Regions from separate parts of the Homo sapiens genome. Here region 1 is linked to region 2. The links are chromatin loops, found by intact Hi-C in ENCODE. Cell type or tissue: breast epithelium. All regions are shown on one strand. Each heading gives the region's core, and the rest is flanking DNA. Links, peaks and the distances in the headings are about the cores only.

Region 1 (11,900 bases), core at 2,663-10,662, 150 kb after region 2:
TTTATTTTCTTCGTGCTTTTCTTTCGCCATCTTCAAGTTAGGGATTTAATGCAAACTTCTTTGAATTTTAAATTGTTTCCCATTTTTTATTCATAATGTATTGATGACTGTCCTTTACTTAAATTATTGCATAGACTTTTGTCAGTTCATGTAAGTGGAATTTTGGAGTCAAATGGCATGTCCACTAAATCCATGTTGCTTTTGTAATTAAAAACAAAATTAAATCCCTTTAGGGTTTTGTTCTAGAATTCTCTTGCCACTAATCAACCCCTATCAGCTGGCTGTATGCTCAAGTCTGCTCTCCCTTTAAGCTATGAGCTGAGAGCACGTGCCTGCCAGTGCCCTGGAGACAGAATTTGTCAGGGAGGTAGGCTCTGCCACCATTTTTCCCAATTCCTCTCTGTACTTGTCTGCCTCCTAAACTTCTGGAAGCAGGGGCATCCTGGTATATCCGTCCGCTTTCTTGGCACCTGTGACTGATGGCAGGTGCGCTGGGGAAGGGAGAAAAGCTCTAATGTGTGTGAGGACCTGCTCTGTGCTAGCTGCTGGCCTAGCTCTTGTCAAAACGCTGATCGTCTTTGATGACTCTCTTACTTCACATCTAATCCCAGTCTCTTTGTTCTGACTTCAAACTGTGTCACGAGTCTAACCATTTCCCAGCACCTCCACAAGTACCACCTAGTTCCTGCCACCATCCCTTCTTGCTCCACAGCTGTGAAGGCTGCCCGCAAACGCCACCCCTCCGCCAACACCACATCCACCGACTGGGCTCCCCATGTTCACCTGTTCACCTGTGCTCCCTGCACTCCCATCTCTACCCAGCAGCCAGAGGGGTCCTTTGAGAACACACTGTGAGGCTCCCTCCAGTCCTTCAGACCCACTGGGGTGCCCCATCGCATGCAGCGGAAAGCCAAAGGCCCCACACCTCCTGACCTAAGCCCCTGCCACTTTCCCCCGTGCTCGTCCACTCTGGCCACATCAGCCTTTTTGCTGTTGCCCAGATATAGAAGAACATCTTCCCTTAGGACCTTTGCCCTGTGTCTCCCTCTGCCTGGAGTGTCGCTTCCCCAGGACTCCTTATGGTTCATCCCCTGCTGAGCTTAGGTCCCAGTTCTGAGGTCACAAGGTGGCAGAGGCCTTCACTTACCTCACTTTTCTTTTGTTGTTGTTGTTGTTTTTAACTTTGAGATGGAGTCTCACTCTGTTGCCCAGGCTGGAGTGCAATGGTGCGATCTTGGCTCACTGCAACCTCCACCTCCCGGGTTCAAGTGATTCTCCTGCGTCAGCCTCCTGAGTAGCTGAGATTACAGGCGTGCACCACCATGTCCAGCTAATTTTTGTATTTTTAGTAGAGACAGGGTTTCGCCATGTTGGCCAGGCTGGTCTTTGAACTCCTGACTTCAAGTGATCCTAGGCCTCCCGAAGTGCCGGGATTACAGGCGTGAGCCACCGCACCAGGCCTGACCCCACTTTTCTTTAACCCCACTTTACTATTATCGAAGCACCTGTTGGGACGTGCCATGTGAGGTATGTGCTTCTTCGCCAATAAGGACAAAGCTCCCTGAGAGCAGGGACTTTCTGTATTGCTGTACCTCTACCCCCAGAACATACAATAGGGTGTACATTGCAACAGACCCTGAGCCCATGCTAAGAGGACAGAGCTGAGGAGGTGCCGAGATGTCAAGAGACCCATCTGTTCAAGGACATGATGTATACACCTTATAGATTCAAGCTTCTGTCCAACTCTGAATGTGTTTGTCCTCTATTCTTAGAGGCATGGCCCCTGGGCAGGGGGTTGCTGTCTTTGCTGCCATTCTCAAACCAATGGGAGCTGCTGGCTGGATCCCTGTAGCCCAGGAGGCCTGTGGGGCCTGTTAGGACATGATCCGAGATTTCCTGTGAGATTCTGTCTTTGCAGCCCACACTGCTCTGTCCTCAGTTGGCTGTGTTGTGTGGTTATTGGTGCCAGTGTTTCTAAGTTGTGTGTCTGGGAAGGAGACCCACCTGTTATTTTACAAACAGGGTAAAGTTCCTTGCCTAGAGGCTCAGGCAGGAAACGGGGCCACATCCCAACTCCGTGACAGCTCCAAGTACAGGAGGGAGGTTTTTAGAGTGTTTCACTCAGTCTTCCCACTTGCTGCCTCATCCTTGTCATTATTTATGATTTGTTGAGTACCCCTACTGTGTTCAGCAGGCTAGGAGATATAACGTCGTCGTTGTTCCCCTGCCTGAGGCCTTGGAGTCTAATGTAGCCAGACAAATGACTCAGGCATAAACCACCTTCCCAGGAAGGTGCTTACTTCTCCAAAGTGCCGGGTTTCTCAAGGTTTTGATTTGCACGTGGCTTTCCATTTTTAAACTCCCATGGGGAGGCGTGGAGACAACTCTGGGGTGAGGGCGAGGGTGGGGGAGGCAGGGCTGGGAAGGCAGACTGGAAAATGTTGGCTACGTAAGGGTTTTTGAGAAGAAATGGCATTCCAGGCAGCATTTCTGAGCCATGCAGTTCGTGACTCAAGATAAAACATTGGTCTGGGGTCAAGATGTTGCTGAGAACAGAGAAAGTGAAGGCAAAAACCCAGTGAAGGGAGCAGGAATGGGAGGAAGGGGCCAGAAGCCAGGGGAAAGTTTAGCAACTGAAGGTAGAGCAGAAATATTTATATCCATCCAACTGTCCATTCCTTCATTTATCTGCTTGGAGAAATGCAGTTTCATCCTCAAAAATGTTTTATTTATTTATTTATTTGATGGAGTCTAGCTCTGTCACCCTGGCTGGAGTGCAGTGGCATGATCTCGGCTCGTTGCAACCTCCGCCTCCTAGGTTCAAGCGATTCTCATGCCTCAGCCTCCCGAGTACTGGGACTACAGGCACATGGCACTGCACCCGGCTAATTTTTTGTATTTTTGGTAGAGGTGGGGGTTTCACCATGTTCACCAGGCTGGTCTCAAACTCCTGACCTCAGGTGATCCACCCACCTCGGATTCCCAAAGTGTTGAGATTGCAGGCATGAGCCACTGCACCCAGCCTCAAAAGTGTTTTAAAACCTGTGGTTCCCTGCTTGCTGGATAATGTTAGGCCCCCTTTGTGCTTTCTCTCATAGTACACTGTACTTTTCCTTCATTGCATTCGTCACAGCTTTAAGTGCTTTTTTTTTTTTTTTTTTTACATATGTATACTTACTTGATAAGTCATCAGCTCCCTCCTAATGCTCTGTGAAGACAAGTTCCCTGTCTATTTTCTTCTTGTATCCCCTGTCTGAGAGCAGTTTTTGGCATGTGGTAGGTGTTTACATTGAAATATTATTTGAATAAATGAAACCATCAATGAAGGCAGTGAAAGAAGCCTCATCTGGTGCACTAGGGGATTAGAGGATGATGTAGTGAGGGGTCAGGAGAGGACTTGAAAGAGGAAATCCCACTTAATCTGCTCTGATATGGTTTGGCTGTCTCCCCACCCAAATCTCATCTTGAATTGTGGCTCCTATAATTCCCATATGTTGTGGGAGGGACTCAGTGGGAGGTAACTGAATCATGGGAGTGGGTTTTCCAGTGCTGGTCTTATGATAGTGAATAAGTCTCATGAGATCTGATGGTTTTATAAAGGGCAGTTCCCCTGCACACATCCTCTTACCTGCCACCATGTAAAACATATCTTGCTTCCACCTTAGCCTTCTGCCATAATTGTGAGGCCTCCCCAGCAAAGTGGAACTATGAGTCCATTAAACCTCTTTTTCTTTATAAATTACGCAGTCTCAGGTATGTCTTTATTAGCAGCATGAGAACAGACTAATACATGCTCTGTGATGCTTCCTAAATCTACAACAATAGCACCACCACCATCAAAACCAGTGTCTAGCCTAAGCTGAAAGCTGAGTGTGTGCCAGGCTCTGAGTTTAGTGCTTCACATACATGATCTCATAGAAAGTACGTATGACTATCCTTATTTCGCAGGTGAGGAAACTGAAGCCCAAGGAAGCTGAATAATTTGTCCCCAGGCACATGGTCAGCAAGTAGTAGAATTGGGACTCTCATGTGACACCCCCTGCCCCCACCAAGTGGTGCTCAGGGTCCCTCTACTTTGTGGCCTACAAAACAGTATCTACTGTTGTTGCAAATAACCATCATGGAACCGAAGCAAGAGAAATTGCAGCTGGGTGGAGGGAATTTTGAGGTACATGGATGCTCTTCGAGAGAGAGACTTTTAGAAATACAGCAACAACAACAACAACAACAACAAACATAAAGAAAAAAGGGAGACTTCTCCTTTGGAGACTTATAAGAAGGGAATGTGAATGGTTAGGGTGAAGTGGCTCTGCTGGGGTCCTCTTTAGGGACACAGTGGGGCTCAGGATTCTCCTGAGGTTCCTTTCAGGGCGTTGTCTATTAGGACCGTTAAGCTGCTAATGGAGGGTGACAGTGCTTGACATTTGGGTAATTAAAACATCTACTGACTGAATAATAACTTTTTATTGACAGTCATACTGGTGAAGGCAAAATTAATTTGATTTTTGACATCCTCGCTGAGTTCCCGGCTAGACAGGGGCTGACGTCATGCAGATAGAGTTGTTGACCCTGTGGATGGTGGCTCAGGCCCTCGGGTGGGCTTGGCTCAGGCCCAGCATGCAGGAGCCAGGGTGGTCAAGTTCATGGCAGGGAGGCCCAGCTGATCCAGGCAGCTGAGGGATGCACACTGCAGGGTCACTGTACAGTTTACATGTAGGTTCCAACACTAATTCTAGAAGGAGTTTGGGGAGATATTGTTTAAGGTGGAAATGTGAGGTGCCTTATAGTCCATTAATAGTTAGAACAACCCCCTGGAGCTTACAGGTCAGACAGGAATCGTGGAGTGGAATTGGGTGTAAGGGGAAAAGGGTGCCGGGAGATGTAGAAAGTCCCTTACATCATACATCAGCTCACTTGATTCCAATAACTATCATAGGTGATTATTTTATTCCCATTTTACAGATGGGAAAATGGAGGTTCTGAGAGCTCTGGCACTGTGCCTTAAAGATAGCACGATTTAAGGACCGGCGTTGCTTTCTGACTAGGTCTGTCAATTCGAATCCCAAGGAACCTGTATATCAAGATGAATTTCTCTAGTTTGATGGTAGAAATGGGATGGTCCAGGAAAAGAGAGATTTTCTTTGGCAGAGCCACAGGAAAACCACATCATATACGGCTATTGATGTCATCATTTACTAGCAAGAGGATGCTGGGTGGGAGTGACCCAAGCCAAAGGGTGTTTGTTGCTCTTTCCATGATTAGGGCCTGGGTGAGAATCCTGTCTCCACTTCTCTCGGAGCTTGAGTCATCCAGGGGACAGGATCAGCCTGATGTCAGAGACAGGGACTCACCAGTGGTCTAGAGCTGCACTCTCCAATACGATGGCTGCTAGCCGTGTGTGGGCAATTTAAATTAACTAAAATGAAATAAAACTTAAAAACCAGCTTCTCAGAAGAAGTAGCCACATTTCAAGAGCTCAGTAACCACATGTGGCCAGTGGCCACCATTTTGGGCAGTGCCATGCACTTCATCATTCTAATGGATGGAGCTGGACCAGAGGCCACCTGGTTCTTTCCGGCAGCAAGACAAGAGAGGACACTGCTTTTATTTCCAAGCTGTATGACTTTGAGTATAATACTTAGTCCTCTGAGTCTCTGTCTCCTCTTCTGTGAAGTGGGAAGTGGGGGCTACAGTGAGAACTAAACCCAATGGTGTACATTAAGCTTGCTCCATGGCGCTTGGCACATGGTCGGTGTTCATCAGGGGCTGGTAGCACCTGCATATTCCGGAGAGACAGAGACAAGCCCCCTTGGTCTGGTATATTTCTTCTACAGATCAGTTTCCATTTGGTGAGTTACCTGAGGCCACACATCTTCCTGCCTGGTTGCTTCTGGAATACATAATACCAGAAACAAAGAAACAAACAAAGAAATAAAAACAGAAAACAAACCATTGGAGACACATGCTTTTTTCTCAGTCTTCCCCCATGAACACCCCTGTCTTGCCATCCTACCAAGCCTCTCTATTTCCTCTTCCCTGCGGGGTGGGGCGGGGGGGTGTTGCAGCACTCTGGACCCTCCCCCAGGGCTTGCATCCTTAGATTTTCTCTCTTGCCTTCTTCTCTCTTTGTCCTTCAGGCAAAGATAACAAGTTCAACTATTTAACTCCTGGAGCTTGTTAATGAGTTATAGAATCTCCATTATTTTGTACCTGGGCAGCCTAAGGGTGGCTGTTAATGGCCCACAGGAAAGCACTCTGGGTTTTCTTTGCTTATACTGCCCTCCCTTCCTGGAAGAAGGGGCGGCAGGATGTAAACTGGCCCATGGTTGTCCAGCTTGAGCATGCTTATGAGCCACCTGAAAGGCTTGTGACAACACCCGCCTCTGGGCCCCACCCCTGACTCTTGGATTCAGTATATCAGTAACAAGCTGGGAGCTTGACTTTCTCACCAGTTTCCAGGTGATGCTGCTGCTGCTGACCTGGGGCTCACACTATGGGAATCACTGTTTTAGGCCATGCTTCCCAGTCAGCTGAATGCTCTTGAACAATCTACATTAGCATTACACAGAGGGCTTGTTAACAGGCAGATCGCTGGGCCCCTGCCCCAGAGTTTCTCTTCCAATTGTGGGAGAAGGATGGAACCCAAGAATGTGCATTTTTAACAAGATCCCAGGTGAGGCTGATGCTGCTGGTCTGAGAACCAGGCTTTGAGAACCGCAGGTGTCTTTACACCAATGTTATTAATAGCTCTGGGATCTGTCAGGCATGAGAGCAAAGCCTGTCTCACCACTCCGTGACCCTCAAGCTACCTGAGCCCCATTTTTCCCATCTGTCAAATGGGAACTATGGGCTTCTAAGATTGTTGTGAGGATTGAATAAACTAATGGTTGATGCTTAATAAATGCTTGGTTTTTCTCTCCTCTGAAGGTGAGCTGTCTTGACTGGGCTGATGCTGGGCTGCCAGGAAAAAGAACACGCATAACTCCGGATTGGCCCATGATGGCTTCCTGCTGTGGCCCAGCCAGCACTGCCCGCTTTCCCTCTCTTGCTCCTCAGCCTGGCAGTCCTTATTAGCCTCTCCCCCAAAAGCCAGGTTGCCAAACCTCTCAGCCTTCAAGTGCCCATCATACCTCTGCCCTCTTGGTACAACTTCCCTGAATTCTTCAAACCAAGGGTGTCTCATCAAATTGTGCATTAACTGTGTTACAATAAGAATAAACTGTGTTTATTTCTAGATGGCCTGGAGCTTTTGGCTGTCTTGCTTAAATGTGACTCAAAGCAGTTAAAAAATAAAGAAGGAAATAAAATGAAAAACAACAACGGAAAGAAGAAAAGGGCAACCTCAGCCTGATGAAAGACTTGGAAGAGTGAGACCTCTCCCTCTCCGGAATAAATTGCTAGTTGCCTTTCAGTGTCTTGCACTGTAATTGATTCAAAGAAAACCAAAATCAGCCCTGAGCTGAGCTGGTCTGCGTCACTCTGCTCTGGGACTCCCGAGAGCCCCTGAGGGGAGTATGAAAAGGATGTTTGGGGCCAGGCGCGGTAGCTTATGCCTGTAATCCCAGCACTTTGGGAGGCTGAGGCAGTCGGATCATGAGGTCAGGAGTTCGAGACCAGTCTGACCAACATAGTGAAACCCCATCTCTACTGAAAATACAAAAAATTAGCCAGGCATGGTGGCGGTGCCTGTAATCCCAGCTACTCAGGAGGCTGAGGCAGGAGAATTCCTTGAACCCGGGAGGCGGAGGTTACAGGGAGCCGAGATCACACCACTGCACTCCAGTCAGGGCAACAGTGCAAGACTCCATCTCAAAAAAAAAAAAAAAAAAAGATGTTTGATTTTGCCTGGGGTCTGTGAGAACCCTGGAACCCTGGAAATCTTTCCAGGATTCTCCATGGACTGTGTTACTCTGCCAGGGCAGGAACTACTAAGAGCCAAGGCACCAAAAGAGGACTCAAAAGCTGGACAGAGGCAAGGAGTATGGGGCCTCAGAAGAGCAAACACAAAAACAAAAATTCTCTGCCTGCTAATTCCTACTTCTGGCACAGTTGTGGTCCTTTATAGCATAGGTAGTCAATCCATTTTCTCTAGTATTCTCCCATAAGGAGCATCAGCGCTTTCAAGCTATGTAACTTGGAGTATGTTATTTAGTCTCCCTCAGCGATCCTAGCTATAAAATGGGAATAATAACGTCTTACCTCTTAGGCCCACTGCTCAGATTGAAATTATGTTCATAAAATCAAGCAGTATGCTGCCTAACCATAATAGGTGCACAATAAATATCTGTTCCTTTTTCCTTATCTCAGCTGTATCAGAAGCACTGATGTAGCTGTTCAGAGATAAAGGTGCTGCTCTTGGATGCATTAGCTTGTGCCAGCCCATATAACTTCCCTGGTATTCTGGCCTTGGCCAAGTGAGACTGACACACTGGAAGAGAAACCCAAACAGAAGTGACAGGTTGAAATCTCGGCAGCAGGCACTGTGGCTCCCTCCACCTGCAGCTTGTGCTCAGGAAGGAAGCAGGCAAGGTGAAGAGAGGCCTCCCAGCCAGGCTGCTCCCTGCAGAGTCAGTCAGGAGGAAAGTAGCACCCGCTTCTGCCCTCATCGCTGGGATGCAGTGAGTCCTCGGGCCTCAGGTGCAAGGAGGTATGTGCAATCCTCAGTTCATCGGGCCTGGGACTTAATCGGAGCTGCCTCCTGCATGACTGCCATCCTTCTTCCCTGGGCAGTTTAGACTCAGTGAAGATGAGTTAGGACATGAAGAATGCAGTAGGATTGAACCCTAATCAGATCATTACTACAGCAAGAGAAAAAAATCATTCCAGGCCCAGGCTGATGTCTCTTTCTGTATCTTTTATTTATTTCCTAATAGCCTTTATTTATCTGTTTTTCTGCTAGAGGGCTAGGAATCTTCCTTCTCCTCCTCCTTTTTATCTTGCCTTCCTTTTCTCTCTCCTTGGGTTTTGGTTATGGCTTTTCTTTTTGGGTGCTGGTTAAATGTGGTCCTGAGGCCCCTTGTTGTCAAGAACATCATTCACTGATTTCTAGTTCAAGACAAGAAGAAACATTTTGCTGTGGTGCTGGCTCAGGCTTTTACTACCAGGCTTCCCTGCAGACCTAGGTGGATGTTGAGTGGACAGGTGGTTGGGCTTGAGTTTCACTGGGCTGGGGGAGTGGGTGGAGGGGAGTGAGGAGAGGCTACTGGAGATCAGGAAGGAAGGAGGGGAGTGGATCTGGGAATGGGAGTTTGGACTAGGGCTGATTTTTGGCCACTTGAATTTAAGGAGTCCTCCTGACATGACCTTCTCTAATTGAAGGAAGCAAAGCTGATTTCTGCCTCTGTATCCCTTGTCATGTTTCTCTGCTCCTTTCACCACATCCAGACCTGTGATGACTCTGTATGTGAATGGCCAGAATGCCCACAGAGACCCCAGCGCCCCTCTCTGTGGGTAGCCCGCCCCTGCTTGCCTTCCTTCTGGCTCAAGTTGGGGGACGATCAAGGCAGGAGCTTGAAGGGAAAGAGGAGGGCTCTTGCTGTCTCTGGTAGACCTGGCAGAGGTAACTCTAAGGAAACTGCCCAAGGCTGCTAGATCTCAGGGCATTTGGTACTTCCTAGATCTCCTTCTAGTCTTTACCTTTTCTCCTCTTCTCATTCGTTTTTAGAATAGCATTGCCCATAGAGGCCAGTTTTCTGTTAAATTCATAGAGGACGTCTCATATTTCTCTATTGATAACCCTGAATCACATGGTAGCACTGAAGGATGCTGGCAGGAAGGAAGAAGGGAGCAAAAAGAAACAGCTGTGAGATGGATTTGGGGCAGCTGAGGTTGCAACATGTTCTGCAGTAACAAGTGTATCCCTTCCTGTGGTGTCCTGGATCTTTCTGAGATCGCCCTAGACTCTCAACAGCGACCTGTGAGTTCTGACTTTCCAAGTGCCAGAGAGGAGGCACCTTGTATTTCTGGGCTGTTCGGGGCCTGAGATCCCTGGCCTTTTCACCAAGCCAGCTTCCCTCTGTGAGTTCAGCAAATGTATTTGGACGTGTACCATGTAAACAGTGAAACACTAAAGGAGAGAATGAGAAGAGGCAGATGGAAAGCTGGAGCTGGCATCTGGCAGTTTGGAAGCAAAATCCTACGTGTTCTGTGCCAATTTCCTTCATATCGTGGCCCCATCTGCCTCCAGCCCTGTTAACACAGGCCTGGGCATCTCTGGATCCTGAGTGATAGTGTTCTGCTTCTTGCTCCTTAGCATCTTCCATTGGCATTCCTCTCCAAGAAGCATGCTTCTTCACGGGAGGTTCCGGTGTAGCTCTGCCTACACCCAGGCTCCACACTTCCATTGCTCCCCCTGACACCGCTGCATCATCCTTGGAATCCCAGGTGTTAGCATGCCACCTCAGTTTTCTGTGTAGTTCTGGTAGTCTTAATTAATACCTTTAATTCTTTCCCTACTCTGGAAAAACTTGTTGAATGTGACTCATCAAGATGGTAGCAAACCAGGACTTGAAATAATAATCATAGGTCTTTGGGGTGCTCTACCATGAGCTCATACAGCCTCCTTTCTGACAACCTTTTATATGGTGATGCCACTTTGGATTGAGAAGGCAAGAGGAACTTGCCCAGAGGTGGTTATGATTGATCTCTTTCTGCAAGGTTGTCCTAAAGTTTCATGCTTCTACTGTAGGACTTGAGAGTGGGACTGAAGTTTCAAGATCTGAGGCTGCAATGTTGATAACTTTTGGCAGTCTTCATCTCCCCATGATTAAGCCTTCCTTGCCGGTGACCTTCATGTACACTCCATTACAGCCCCATAATAGCCAGTTCTTGGCTTGCTTTGTGGCTTGGAATTTCTCTTCAATCCAGACGTACCTACCTCTCTTTCTTCCTTCTTCCTGCTCTACTTTCCTTTTTGTACCCTACCTTGACCTCTAATCTCTTGGTCTCCTCTGATACCTGGGTCCTCTTGGCTCCATTTGCTTCCCCATCGAGACAAACCCCATTGTTAGCCAGTAAATGGCATCTCCCTGGAGCCCCAAAATCTGCTCCCTCCTTGCCCTTCTTGCTCTGCCTGCTTTGACGACCCCTACCCTACTGTCCTGAGTTGCTGAGCAGGATAGCCACGGGCCCATGCTAAGTGGGTTCAGTGCAGATCTGCCATGCAAACCCCAGCAAGACCCCTTGCTGCTTTTTGGCAGGCCTTTGATTCAGCTTTTGTTGACCTCACAGCAGCTGCTTGCCTTGTCTATCCTTTCTGAGCCCTATATCTTGGCTTTTAAAGTCTCAGTTAATATCTTGCATGCTTTGTTGAACATGAAGCTGCCCAGTGCTGGTAGTCAAAGTATTCCTTTTTCTAAACCTTAATAGTGTTTTTTTGTTTTGTTTTGTTTTGTTTTGTTTTTTTGAGATGGAGTTTCCCTCTCTCGCCCAGGCTGGAGTGCAATGGCACAATCTTGGCTCACTGCAGCCTCCACCTCCCGGGTTCAAGCAATTCTCTTCCTCAGCCTCCTGAGTAGCTGGGATTACAGGTGAGCACCACCACACCTGGCTAATATTTATGTTTTTAGTAGAGATGTGGTTTCACCATGTTGTCCAGGCTGGTCTCGAACTCCTGGCCTCAAGTGATCCCCTCTCCTCAGCCTCCCAAAGTGCTGGGGTAACAGACGTGAGCCACTGCACCTGGCCATAAACCTTAATAGTGTTCTGTATCCTCACCTTTTCTTTCTTGTATCACTTAAAGAAAGAGTCTAGGTAGTTATGTTTAGTCATTAAACATTTGCCCAGTATCCACTCTATTCCTGAGGTAGGAATATACATGTAGGTAATTCTCTTTCCTAAGATAGTCACAGCCCGTAAGATGTGGATCCTGTAAAAAACTGCTGTAAAAGGTATAACAACAT
Region 2 (11,900 bases), core at 1,748-9,747:
GAGTGGCAGGATTTGAGCTGAGGGGGCATGCATGGATTCTCAGTGCTGGGATTTCCAGTGGGGAGCCCAGGAGAGAGGGGAGTGACGTGCCCAGAGATAGAGGAAGATCAGCAGGGAGTGGATATGAGAAGGAAAAGCATGATTCTGGTTTCACACATTGGGTTTAGGTTTGGCCTGGAAATCCAGAGGCAGATGTCTGCCAGCAGTTGGAGTTTCTGGGCTGGCTTGGGCATAAAAACCAGGCCTGCAGGTTAGTGAATTATGTGTCTAGAGGTGAGGGCTGAAGCCAAGGATGCCAGTGAACATGAAGAAGGGAGGAGGGCCAAGGTGAGAACCCTGTTTCCATCTGGATACAGGAGTAAGGAGAAAGGACCCACGGGAGTGAGCTAGCAAGGGGAATGCTTGGTACTGCTGCGAGGGGCATGCAGCTTCTAGGGGGAGGGTAGTGGTCAGCGACCTCAGTGGCCCAGAACTGAGGTGGGTAAAGGGGGAGGGAGGAACGGGCAGTGAGTGTTCCCCTGAGGGTTTGGTTACCAGGTGTGTTAATCTGCTGCTGCTGCCATAACGAAGTCCCACAGACTGGGTGTCTTAAACAGAAGAAGTGGATTCCTCACCGTTCTAGAGGCTGGAAGTCCAACATCAAGGAGCCAGCAGGACTGGGTTCCTCTAGGGCCTCTCTCCTTGGCTTGCAGATGGCGGCCTTCTTGCTGCCCCTTCACCTGGTCATCCTTCTGTGTGCACATGTCCCCGGTGTCTCTCTTTTCACCTGCCCACATTTCCTCTTATAAGGACCCAGTCACATTGGATTAAGGCCCATCCTAATGACCTCATTGTATCTTAATTACCTCTTTAAAGGTTCTATCTCCAAATACAGTCACACACCGAGGCTCTAGGTAGGGGCTAGGACTTCAACAAATGAATTTTATGTTGGGGGTGAGGAGTGGACAGCAGTCAGCTCCTAACACCAAGGGAAAGCTGGTGATAGGTTGGTGGGAAATGCAGCTTTTTAAGGGAAATGTGGGCACAAAGGAAGAGCCAGTGGATGGGAGAGCCTGAAGGAGCAGGAGAGACCCGACGGGGAGGATGCAGGGCATGGAGGATTTGGGAGAGAGAGAATAAGAGGTGCAAACTGAAGCTGAGATTTCCTGGAAGGCTGGGGCACCATCGTTCATCTCTGTCCACAGAGCCTCACTTTATGCTGGGTTTTGGATAAATAAAAGAAGAGCATCCTCTATCTCTGTAAAAGGAGGGAAAGTGGAAAAGGTGAATGTGCAGATGCATACATAAAGTGGAAAGAAGATGAGAGCTCAGGTCAGATGTTCTAAATCTTCTCAGTGATACTTAACCTCTCTGAGCCTCAGTTTGCTGCTCTGTAAAATGGGGCTATCACCCCTCCTTCACTGGGTGACTGAGAGGATTAAGTAAGATAATTTCTGCAAAACACTTGGCCTGGTACAATGCTAAGGGCTCTCTACAAGTTGAGTGTGATTATTGTTGTTACTTTTATTAATAATGGAACGGGACACAAGACCATGTGAGTGTGGGCCCAGGGGCAGGGGTGGGGGTTTGATGGAGATTTGCATCAGCCATAGGGGCCGTGCGGCCCAGAGATGGCTCAGTGCTCCCCCTGGTATGTCAGGATGGAGGGCAGTGGGGGCCTGAGGACAAGGAGGAGGGACTTTTGAGGCTGGACTTCCCTGGCCTCTGGAATAATTTGTGTCTGAAATTTCAGAAGCCAGACTGTTCTCTAGGAAGTGAGTGTTGGAACTGGAGACCCACCCCCATTGTGGGTCATCTCACTGCCCTTCAGTGCCTGGCCTTCCCCGGCATCTCAGGGCCACCTTGTGGACTGCTCGTGGCCTGTTTCTTATCCACTCACACCATCCAGTCGGCACTTCCTGGGATCTACCCTGAGGGATGCTCTGGTGGCTGCAACCTCTGGGGTGGAGGAGAGAGCATGTGCTGAGGGCATTGGAGGGCAGGGATGAAGGGAGAGGAACCCATGGAAGGGGTCTGCAGGGGGCAACCGGCAGGTGCTGCCCTGGGCTTAGGACTCTTGGTCCCAGAGCTAAGGACTTAGAGACGGTCTGGCTCACTCCCTGCATTCTACAGATGAGGAAACTGAGGCCTGAAAGGAAGAGGACTTGCCTGGTGTTGCACAGTGGGGACATCACAGAGTGAAGACTCCTACCATGCCTTTGACTTCACATCCAGTGTTCTCTCGACTTCCAGACTGCTTCCTGGGATCGCCCTTGTCTTGTCACCTCGGCCCTTTAGAAGGGCCATCTCTCCAGGGTCTGGGGTCTGAGCAGATCAGGGCCAGAGGCAGCAGCAGGCTGTGCATGTCTAGGTAGCGGGTGACTGCTGACTGCAGCCTATCGGACCCCCAGGAAGGGATCTGTGCCTTGTTGTTCTGGCCCTTCCTTCAATCTCCTCCCATCCCTCCTCCTGCCTGCCGTGAGGTGTGGTGTACGGGGCTGTCGGCTCCCTGAGTTTCTGGAGAGGGTTTTGGATCTGGTCTGCATGGATCTGGTTGGGAAACATCAGCACTGTCAGAAGAGGGGAAGTGGGCTGTGCCTGGCTTGTACTGATAATTGTGACCCTGCTTTGTGAATCGGAACTGTGGATGACTTAAAACAGAGATATCAAGAGAGAAGCTTCCCACGCCCTGCAGCCCTGCCCTGTCCCCCATCTTGTCTCTCTTCTTCATCTCCTGGACTCTTCATCCTCCCACTTCATTCATCTGCAGCTTGCTTTGGGAGCCTTCTCCACTCTGAACAGCATCCAGGGGTCCCTCCTACAGAAAACAGAGGGTTTTTGGGGTTTGCAGAAAGGAGGTGGGATGGGTGGCTTCTGCAGCTCTGACTGGCTGGTCTCTTTTAGGATCAGGGTAGTACAGAGGGTATAGCCCCTGCTCACCTCCACCCAGCAGAGAACCCATACCTGCTTAAGCCCAGTATTTGTGCAGAAATGTCTTCTCTCACTCAAGCAAAACCCCGACCTGCATTGGAAAGCAAACCCAGCAGCACAGGGGTAGAGATCCACTGGGGTGCCTTGACACGTCCCTTTTAGTTTCATCTTGGGCTTCTTCCCCTTTCATTATTCCTGCCATCACCCTCTGGCCCAGGGGTACACTCCGCTACCCACCACGCTGTGAGAAACATCATCTTTCCCGCAACCTCTTGGTAGTGGCTGGCATTTAAAAGAAGAGAACTTCACTAACTACTAAGGGAAAATAAAGTGGAGATCATTATAGGAAAATAAAAAGGCAAACAGGATCAAAATAGCCCACTTTGCAAGGCAAGGGACTGCAGTCCTGCACTAGTGACACCCTGCTCCCCAGGGGTTGGTTTGATTCTCCAGCTCCAGTGCCAAGAGTGAGGGCCTTGTGCACACCTCTGCCACTCTGCCTGCCTCCATGTGCCAGGATAATTTATGTAGCTGCCTCCCTAACAAGACAGGGACACCTCAAGGTCAGCAGCAGGCTGTGCCTTATCAACCCTACCTTCCCAGAGTCGCAGCACTCCTGGTAGGTACCTGGGCAGTGCGTTTCTGCTGTAGAAGCAGTGTCACAGGCCAGATAACAGCATGGGTGAGAATAATGACAGTCGTGATAGAACCTGATGACTGAAGTCTTAATAGGTTCCAGGCCCTGCTATGGACTTTATAGAGATGATCTCAGGAATAACAATGCTTATCTGAAATTCAAATTAATACTGTCATTAGCTTCATTGGACAGAAGAGGAAACTGAGGCTTAGCGGTTCATAATGTACCCAAGGTCCCCTCAGCTGGGAGGTGAAGGAGAGAGTATTTAGACCCAGCTTGTTGAGGCCCCGGAATGCAGACTGTGTGGGACTTGTCTGCACCTGCTGGGCATGTTCTTCTCATGCTGGGAAATAGCGTTCTCACGACTTGCTCTCCAGGCCTCAGACTCTGCAGGCCAACTGTTCAGCCTGTCCTAGTCTCTGCCTTTCAGATCTAGGTTCTGAGTTCTGGTGCCTGGTGCAGGGCTGGCCCCTCACCTTGCAGGGAGCATCCTGATCTGAACTTGGGGCCTCATCTTTCTCAGCCCCATGCTCACAAAGGGGCCTTCTGACACTGTATCATCCTTAGGACGAGAGGCCCAGGCCTCTTGTCTTACATTATCTGCACCAGCTCTGAGATGCAGAATCTGAGATCACACCAGATCAGACAATAGGTCTCCGGCCCCGGGCCTTCCTAGCTATGTGGGTGCTACCTTGAGTGTTGCCTGGAGGCCAACTCTGTGTCCTGTTAACTCTGCAACTCCCTCTGGTCAACAGAATGAATGCCATCTCACTGCCCTCATCTTGCTCCTAATAACACCTCCCATGCCTGGTTGTCCCTTGTCACTTTGTTCTTCTGCCTTTGGAGCACTGCCTCGGTTTCTAGCCTCTACCCTGGGCCGAACTTTCTAAGTCTTCTGCTACTACCTTGTGAATAACAATCCTGGCCAGCCAGCACTGTGCGAAGGGTTTTTAATGTGCAGTAGCCCACTGAATCCTCCTGTGGCCCAAGGAGGTAGACGGTATTATTATGCCCATTACATATATAAGGAAACACAGAGGAAGACCCCAAAAGGTTGAGTACTTTGTCCAAGACCATGGAGCGATGAAGTGGTGGCGTTGCATTGGACAGGGCTCTCTGACATGTGAATGCTGCCTCCTTACCTAGGGCTGCCCCAGGCCTGCTTCTGGCCCCTGGGCATACCCAGGCCCTGCTCCGCAGTCTCTGGCCCTTGCAAAACTCCCCACAAGCCCACCCTTGTTGCCCACGGCCTTTGCCTTCTTGTCCCTGGTGCAGTCTTCGCCTGCCAGCTGCTCCTTCTGCCTCTGAGCGTGTGGGCAGAGAGGGGCTCTGGGGAGGAAGGGAGCAATGAGGCAGCAGGGGGCACAGCTGTGACCAGCGGCCAGCCCCCTCCTCCAGCACTCACGCCTGGTGACACAGGCCACTGCGTCCTCCCGGGTGACCTGGTGTGATGCTTTGCCCTGGCCGGCTGGTCAAGGACATTCCACTCGGCTGATTTGGAAGCAGTCACTGTCCGCCCTGGGGGCCGTGTGCTGGGGGTGTTCCAGCTGGAGTGGCTGACATCTGCCTTCTGCCCAATCCCACCCGCCTCCCGAGCCCGCAGCTCTGGCTGGAGGGAGCAGGGAGGCAAGCACCTTTTCTCCCCTGCCGCCCACCCTCCTGCCAGCCCCATCGCCCCATCTCCTTCCTCTCCCTCCTCTCCCCACTTCTTGGTTTGAGCTTGGAGGGCTCTCAGCCCAGTGTGAGGCAGTCCAGAACCCCAAAAGAATCCTGCGGGTTCCTCAGGGACCCCTTGGTCTCACTTCGCCGCTGCCTGACTGCGGGATGTTCAGTGAGTCATTGAGCCTCCCTGGGCCTCGGTTTCTTAATCTGCTGTTAATAATGGTACTTGCCTCCTAGGGTGATTGTGAGAATTCCAAGTGCCTGGCACCCCACACTTCAGAAGTGGGCACTCTGGTCACAGATTATGGCCATGACCTCCAGGAAGCAGTCAATCACCTCAAAGTGCCAGGAAAGTGGCAGTTTTGTCTACTTTCACCTCACAACTGGGCAACCTAAACTTCTTGGGCAAGTCTTTGAGCTCTATGTGCCTCAGTTTCCCCACCTATGAATGGAAATCACAGGCTGTTTCACAAGATTAATGTTCTGCGTTCTGTGTGAAATGTTCTAGAAATGTGCTCCATAAACTGAAATGGATGATTAAAATGAGGGATGATATATCTTTAAAAAATATGATTGTTGTATTATTGAAAGGCAGCTTCAGGGTTAGGAACGTAAACTGTGGATCCTGCCTGAATTTGAACACTAGAGCTGCTTTTCTTGCCAGCCGTGTGACCTTGGCTAAGCCATTGAACCTGTCTCAGTTTCCTGTTCTGTAAAATGGGAATAATAACAGTACCTGCTGCATAGCCTTGTTGTGAGGTTTTAGTGTGGGTGATGTGTCAGATTCAGAACTAAGCTGGCATAAGAGTCATATATAGTTGCATGTATGTGTTACAGCTGGGCACTGGGATCTGTTCCTATGCCCGTGTCACAGAGAATCTCTGAGTTCTGACCCACGTGCATTCCAGTTAGTTGGCAAACAGTCCCTCTGTACTGCCTCACCCAACATGGGCTGCAAAGTCTGCTTTCTAGCTCATGCTTTGAGGTATGACAGGCCTTTCTAGCTCATGCTTTGAGGTATGCTTTGAGGTATGACAGGTACGTGGCCAAGAGATTCCAGTTGCATGTAAGGTGTGCAAGAAGCCCTGGTTCTGGCAGTTATCTCTGCAGTGCCGCGTAAGCTGTATTGATAAATTAATCTTATATTGTTGGGACCAAACAATCCTGTAATTTTTCTATTGTGCAGCCTAATCGGTCTCAACAGCTGTGTCATTAGTTTATGTTTGTTGTAATCTAGTCAGGCCCTTGTGAGCCATTGAACAAGCCCCCCTCCCACCTCCCCATTCACCCGTCACTACGGGACTGGCCTCAGTGCTCTTTTCCCTGGCCTGCACTCTCTGTTAAGGGGTGGCAAATTCTTTGTTTTATTTTATTTCATTTTTATTATTTAATTTTCAACATTTTATTTTTTTAAATAGAGATGAGGTTCCACCATGTTGCCCAGGCTGGTCTCAAACTCCTGGGCTCAAGGGATCCACCTGCCTCAGCCTCCCAGGTGTTGGGATTACAGGCGTGAGCCACCGCACCTGACGGTAAACTCCTTGTTGAAAAAGTAAGCATTGCATCAGGATCAGGTTATGTGGCTCTGCCCTTGGTATTCACTAGCTATTTACTTTGGTAACATGGTTAAAATTGCTGTTATTTTTCTCATCTTTATTGATGTTTTTTTCTTATGAATTTGTAATGACATCAGCAAATACCTAAGGTGAAATATTAAGTGAAGAAAAGCTAGGATTCAAGTTGTCCATCCATCATCATCTCATCCTCTAAGAATGAAGACGGGAGGAAATGCTTTCAGGCTGAAGATGGTTACCTCTGGGAGCCGTAATTGCCAGTGACTTTACTTTTCTTTATATGTTTTCAGTTTTTCCAGACTTTCCACAATACGTCTGTATTACTTTATAACCAGGAAAAGAGTAATTGAAATTAATCCGCATGAAGTCCACCAGCAATAGAGTTTCTTTCTTTCTAAAATGAAAGCATTGGACTAGATTCCCAACCCTGGCTGTGTTTCAGAATCCCCAGGAGAGTTTGTTAAAAATGCAGAGAACTGAGCCCCATTCCAGGAATTCTGAGCCTGTACTCTGGGGTTAAGCCCAAGAATCAGCATTTTTGAGACGTATCCCCTGGAGGTTCAGAGGCATCCAGGGTTTAGATCTCTGGACGGGTTGATCTCTTGGGACCTTTCTGCCATGATCACTTCCTATGGATGTGTCCTATTTCAAGTGGCTTGACTGTGGGGTGGGAATGGGGAGTCCTGTGGCCAGCATTCCTCTGGCTTGAGGGACAGATCTTTTGGACGTTCCCGCTCTCGCTGGGAAGAAGCTGGCTGCAGGTGTTTGTGGCCATGTGCAGGAAATGGCTGGCTTGAAAGCTGTGTGGGCTCCTGTGACTGCCTGGAAAGGGGCCTTCCTCTTGCCAACATTTCCCAAGAGCCTTCCAGGGCTGGGCCTCTTCTCATCTCTGACCCATTTCATTCTCACCAACTCACACAGTGGACCTTGCTCTCACTATTTTTCAGATCCGAGGCTTCCAAATTTAAGTGACTTGCTGGCGTCACACAGCTACTGAGTGGCAGAGCCTAGATTTGAACTCCCATCTGTACCTGCAAGCCCATGGCGTTTTCTCTCCAGCAGGCCCCATTGGGGGCTGACCCACAGGTCTCTGTCTTGGTGGCCTTTGAGGTTTCGGTCATTCTTCTGAGTAGGAGAGGCTAGGATTTTCCTGTGGGCCATCACCCCTCTCCGTGCCTACAGTAGGACCCCTGCCATGGGACTCCACAACCCCAAGAAATGCATGAGCGGTTGATTTGCTTGGGGGAGCTTTTTCAGGGTTCCTACATGTGGCTCAAAGCCATGGTGGTCATTGTCATCCCTGCTACTGGCATTCTTTTTCATTTCTTTATTTCATTTATTTTATTTTATCTTATTATATTTTAGTCTGCTGATTATGCCTTCTTTTAAACCCAAGCTTATTAAATTGTAGTCTGATTTACTTGGGGATTTTCTCTGGGCATTTGAAGCTCTCTCTCCTGGCAGTCGATAGCTGCATCTTTGGCTGGGCTAGCAGAAGCAAGAGAGGAGGGGGTGCGGGCATTTCTGGGTTTGGATGCAAGTTCTTCAGTGAGAGCTGTGTGACCTTGGGCAAGCCATTTTGCAGACCTTTGCTTCACCATGTGTGCAGTGGGGATAATGCTGCCCATCTCAGAGGGGTGCAGAGAGCATGGGCTGAGAGATGATGTAATGCACTCAGTGCAGGGCCTGGCACTCAGAAGTGCTCAGTGCGTGTTAGGCATCACCATCAAGATTCTTCCAGTCTTGATTTTGACCTCCACCACCCCTGGAAGCCTGGACAAGTCACCCACTTCAGGAGCTTCAGTTCCCACCAGAATGTACTGTTTTGGAAATGGAAGTGCTGGTTCACAGCTGGGCTAGTAGAAGTTTGGGTTTAGTCGACTTCATCCAGGGAGAATGACTGTTTCTTCCAGAATTTAGCTCAGTGTGAGGGAAACAGGATTGGTTCTGTCTCCTAAGGTTTTGCTTGGTTCCATTGCCAATAGGCATTGAGGCCAGGAGGCCAGCCTTCTGCCCCAAGGGTCCAGCCCTGCACAGTGAGGGACTCTGGGATGCCTCATCAGTTGCAGCATTCCAGCTGCTGGCTGGGACTTCTCCTCTTGGCCCCCGTCTGTGGGTTTCAGGGGGCTGTCAGTTTCCTAGTAGACAGCCCAGTTGTACCCAAACAGCCACACAGCTGGCTGGAGAGGATTAAACTTAATTTGCTGCAGGTCAAAAGGATTTTAGGCCCCTCCTGTCTTTTTTCATTGATTATTTTGCTTTGATATTGAAGGGGGAAGTTGGACTCTGCTAATGGGCTTCTCTCTCTGCCCAGGCGGGTGCCATCCTGCACATGTAGGTCTGCCTCAGGCCTTCCACAGCCTTTCCTTCATGCGTGCAGATTGTTGTTTACATATTTCCCACCAGTCTGTGGCCAAGAGGTCGTCTCCTGTCATTGTTGCTAGGGCTGTTGCTATGGCATCTGTCATCCAGGCTGTGTTGTGAGAGACCACGTGGGTGATGCCATGCCCCCTCCAGTACAGACGGTCCTTGGCACTGGAATGGAGGAAGGCCTTAAAGGGAATACTGGCTGGGTTTACAAACAGGTGGATTTGGATGAGAATAGAGAACTCTTAGGGCAAGGGATTCCTGAGCACTCTAAAGCTCCACCTCTCACAGGGGTTAATGCGGCATCAGGGCCTCCTGTGACCGGAGCAGATGCAGGTGCTGATCCTGGTGATGACATCATTGAGCTTTCGGGCAGCTCAGGAAATGGTGCAGGGCACAGAAGCAACAGAGTCACTTGTGCCTAGGGATAATGCTTCCCAAGGTCCCCAGGCCCTGCAGTCAGACTGTGAGCCCAAGAGTGGTGCACAGGGCTCCAGCTGACAGCATGGTGGTTAAAACTCAGAATCATCACGTCCTATGATTGAACATTGAGTGCCTTCTGTGCCCCAGCCCTTAGCAAGCATTGTCTTGAATCCCCAGGACAGGGCTAGTTGATGAGCATTATTATCCCATTTTACAGAGGAGGAAATGTAAGCTCAGAGAGATCCAGTAAGCTGTGCTGGGTCACAGTAAGCTGTGCTGGATCACAGAGCTGATAAGTGGTAGAGGCAAGGTTGACATCCCAGGCTGCCTGGCCCCATAGCCTGGGTCTTCACCAGCAACCGTAGCTGCATGGAGAAGTCTTGTTTATTTCTCTTTAGGAGGTTTTCTATGGAGGCTGCATAGAAATGTCCATCAGAGGCCTCAACATAGTGGTCTTGTTTATAGCAAAGGCAGATGCTCCCATTTCACAGACGAGAGAATCTGTGACTTGCCCAGGGACGTAGTCAGGCTAGACTAGAAATGGTTTCTTGAAGCACACCTGCATTCAACTCGGGGGAACAGAGATGTTCTGGGCCCCCACAGTGGGTCTTTAGGGAGGGTTGAGATTGCTGTTGTCCAGGTGTTCGTCCAAGACAGCGACCCCCAGAGGCGGCCTGGAGAATGGGCACAAGAGCCTTAAAAAATTGTGCTAAAACGGTGAAACCCCGTCTCTATTAAAAATACAAAAAAAATTAACCGGACGCGGTGGCGGGCGCCTGTAGTCCCAGCTACTCGGGAGGCTGAGGCAGGAGAATGGCGGGAACCCGGGAGGCGGAGCTTGCAGTGAGCCAAGATAGTGTCATTGCATTCCAGCCTGGGCGACAGAGTGAGACTCCGCCTCAAAAAAAAAAAATTGTGCTACAAAACACATAATAAAATTTACCATTCTAACCATTTTTAAGTGTACAGCTCAGCAACGTTAAGCACATCCACATTGCTGTGTAACTGGTCTCCCAAACTCTTTTCATCTTGCAAAACTGAAACTCTATGCGATTAAACAACAACTCTTCCTCATTTCCCCATTCCCCCCTCCCCTGGCAACCACCACTTTCTGTCTCTAGAAATCTGGCTGTTCTAGGTACCTCATGTAAGTGGAATCGGACAGCGTTTGTATTTTTGTGACTGGCTTGTTTCACTTAGCATAATGTCCTCAAGGTTCATCTCTACTGTAGAGTTTGTCAGAATTTTCTTCCTTTCTAAGGCTGGATAGTAGTCCATGGTGTGTATTTACCACATTTTGTTATCCATTCATCTGCGATGGATACACGGGTTACTTTAACCCTTTGATTATTGTGAACAGGGCTGCTGAGAACACGGGTATACCGTTAGTTATCTCTTTGAGACCTTTAATCTTTTTGGGCATTTACCCAGAAGTAGAGTTGTTGGACTACATGGCAATTCTTTGTTTAACTGGGGAACTACCACACTGTTTTCCTTAGTGGTTGTACCATTTTACATTACCACCAGCAGCCTAATGTCTCCACATCCTCACCAACTCTTGTTATTTTTTGTTTTTTTTAGTGTCCACCCTAGTGGTTATGAGGTGGCATCTCATGGTTTTGATGTGCATTTCCGTAATGATTAGTGATGTCAAGTATGTCTTCATGTGCTTATCGGCCATAAGAGTCATTTTTTTGAAGCTCTGTTAATGTCAAACTTCAAACCACTGAGTTCAGTTCAGTCCCTGGTACTTTGGGGTCACCACCAAATATAGTTCTTATCCTAATGGGACTTGCAGATTAAGACAAGTAGGGCCTGAGGCTATTCCACAGTCAACTGTAGCAAGGAAGGGTGAGATCAGTTCCTCAAGAGAAGGGTGGATAATAAGTTCTGGAGCTCTTGCCATGGGAGGAGGACATGCATTTGTGATGATGCTGGGCTCCCCTAAGAGGAGTGATAACCATTCCCCAGGCAGTCACCATCACCATCTTGACCCACCACAGGGGATGTGCCTCATGGAGGCCTGTTCTAGGAAGGATGGCTGGGTGGCAGGAGGAAGTTCCAGCTGCTCCACTTGGATCCAGAGACAGCTCTCCCACTGGCCATTCCTGTGTGCCCTTTGCCAAAAGGGATGGTCTCACTGCTAATTTGGGGTCGTGCAGAATCGCCTCCCTGCCATGACCAGCACGTGGCTGGGCTGGTCAGCCCCAGGGAGAGCTATTTGAGTACATTTTATTCTGTAGCTAAGTTTCCCTCCTTCTCAAGCTCCAGGCCCACAGGGGTGAGCTCTTTCTGAGCCAGGAGAAGTACCTAGGGCTGCTGTGTAG

Evidence for each region. Peaks named below come from ENCODE experiments on the same cell type or tissue, not always from the same donor. Only the 100,000 strongest peaks of a DNase experiment are listed, where the experiment ranks them.
Region 1: a loop joins it to region 2, with 8 times the contacts of the local background. A loop is called at or near these places in 1 of 110 quality-filtered maps.

The regions. Positions count from the first base shown.
Region 1 is chr15:88,067,935-88,079,834 of GRCh38, reverse strand. All of the region lies in intron 13 of NTRK3 (neurotrophic receptor tyrosine kinase 3), which reads left to right. Among named protein-coding and RNA genes, the nearest start is that of MIR11181, 130 kb to the right of the region's middle. RefSeq lists an enhancer at 6,235-6,830. In breast epithelium, for the core only: no CTCF peak of the experiment used is centred there; no DNase peak of the experiment used is centred there; H3K27ac peaks cover 59 bases.
Region 2 is chr15:88,216,351-88,228,250 of GRCh38, reverse strand. The region is part of intron 3 of NTRK3 (neurotrophic receptor tyrosine kinase 3); the gene reads left to right. Among named protein-coding and RNA genes, the nearest start is that of NTRK3-AS1, 30 kb to the left of the region's middle. In breast epithelium, for the core only: no CTCF peak of the experiment used is centred there; a DNase peak (open chromatin) is centred at 6,175.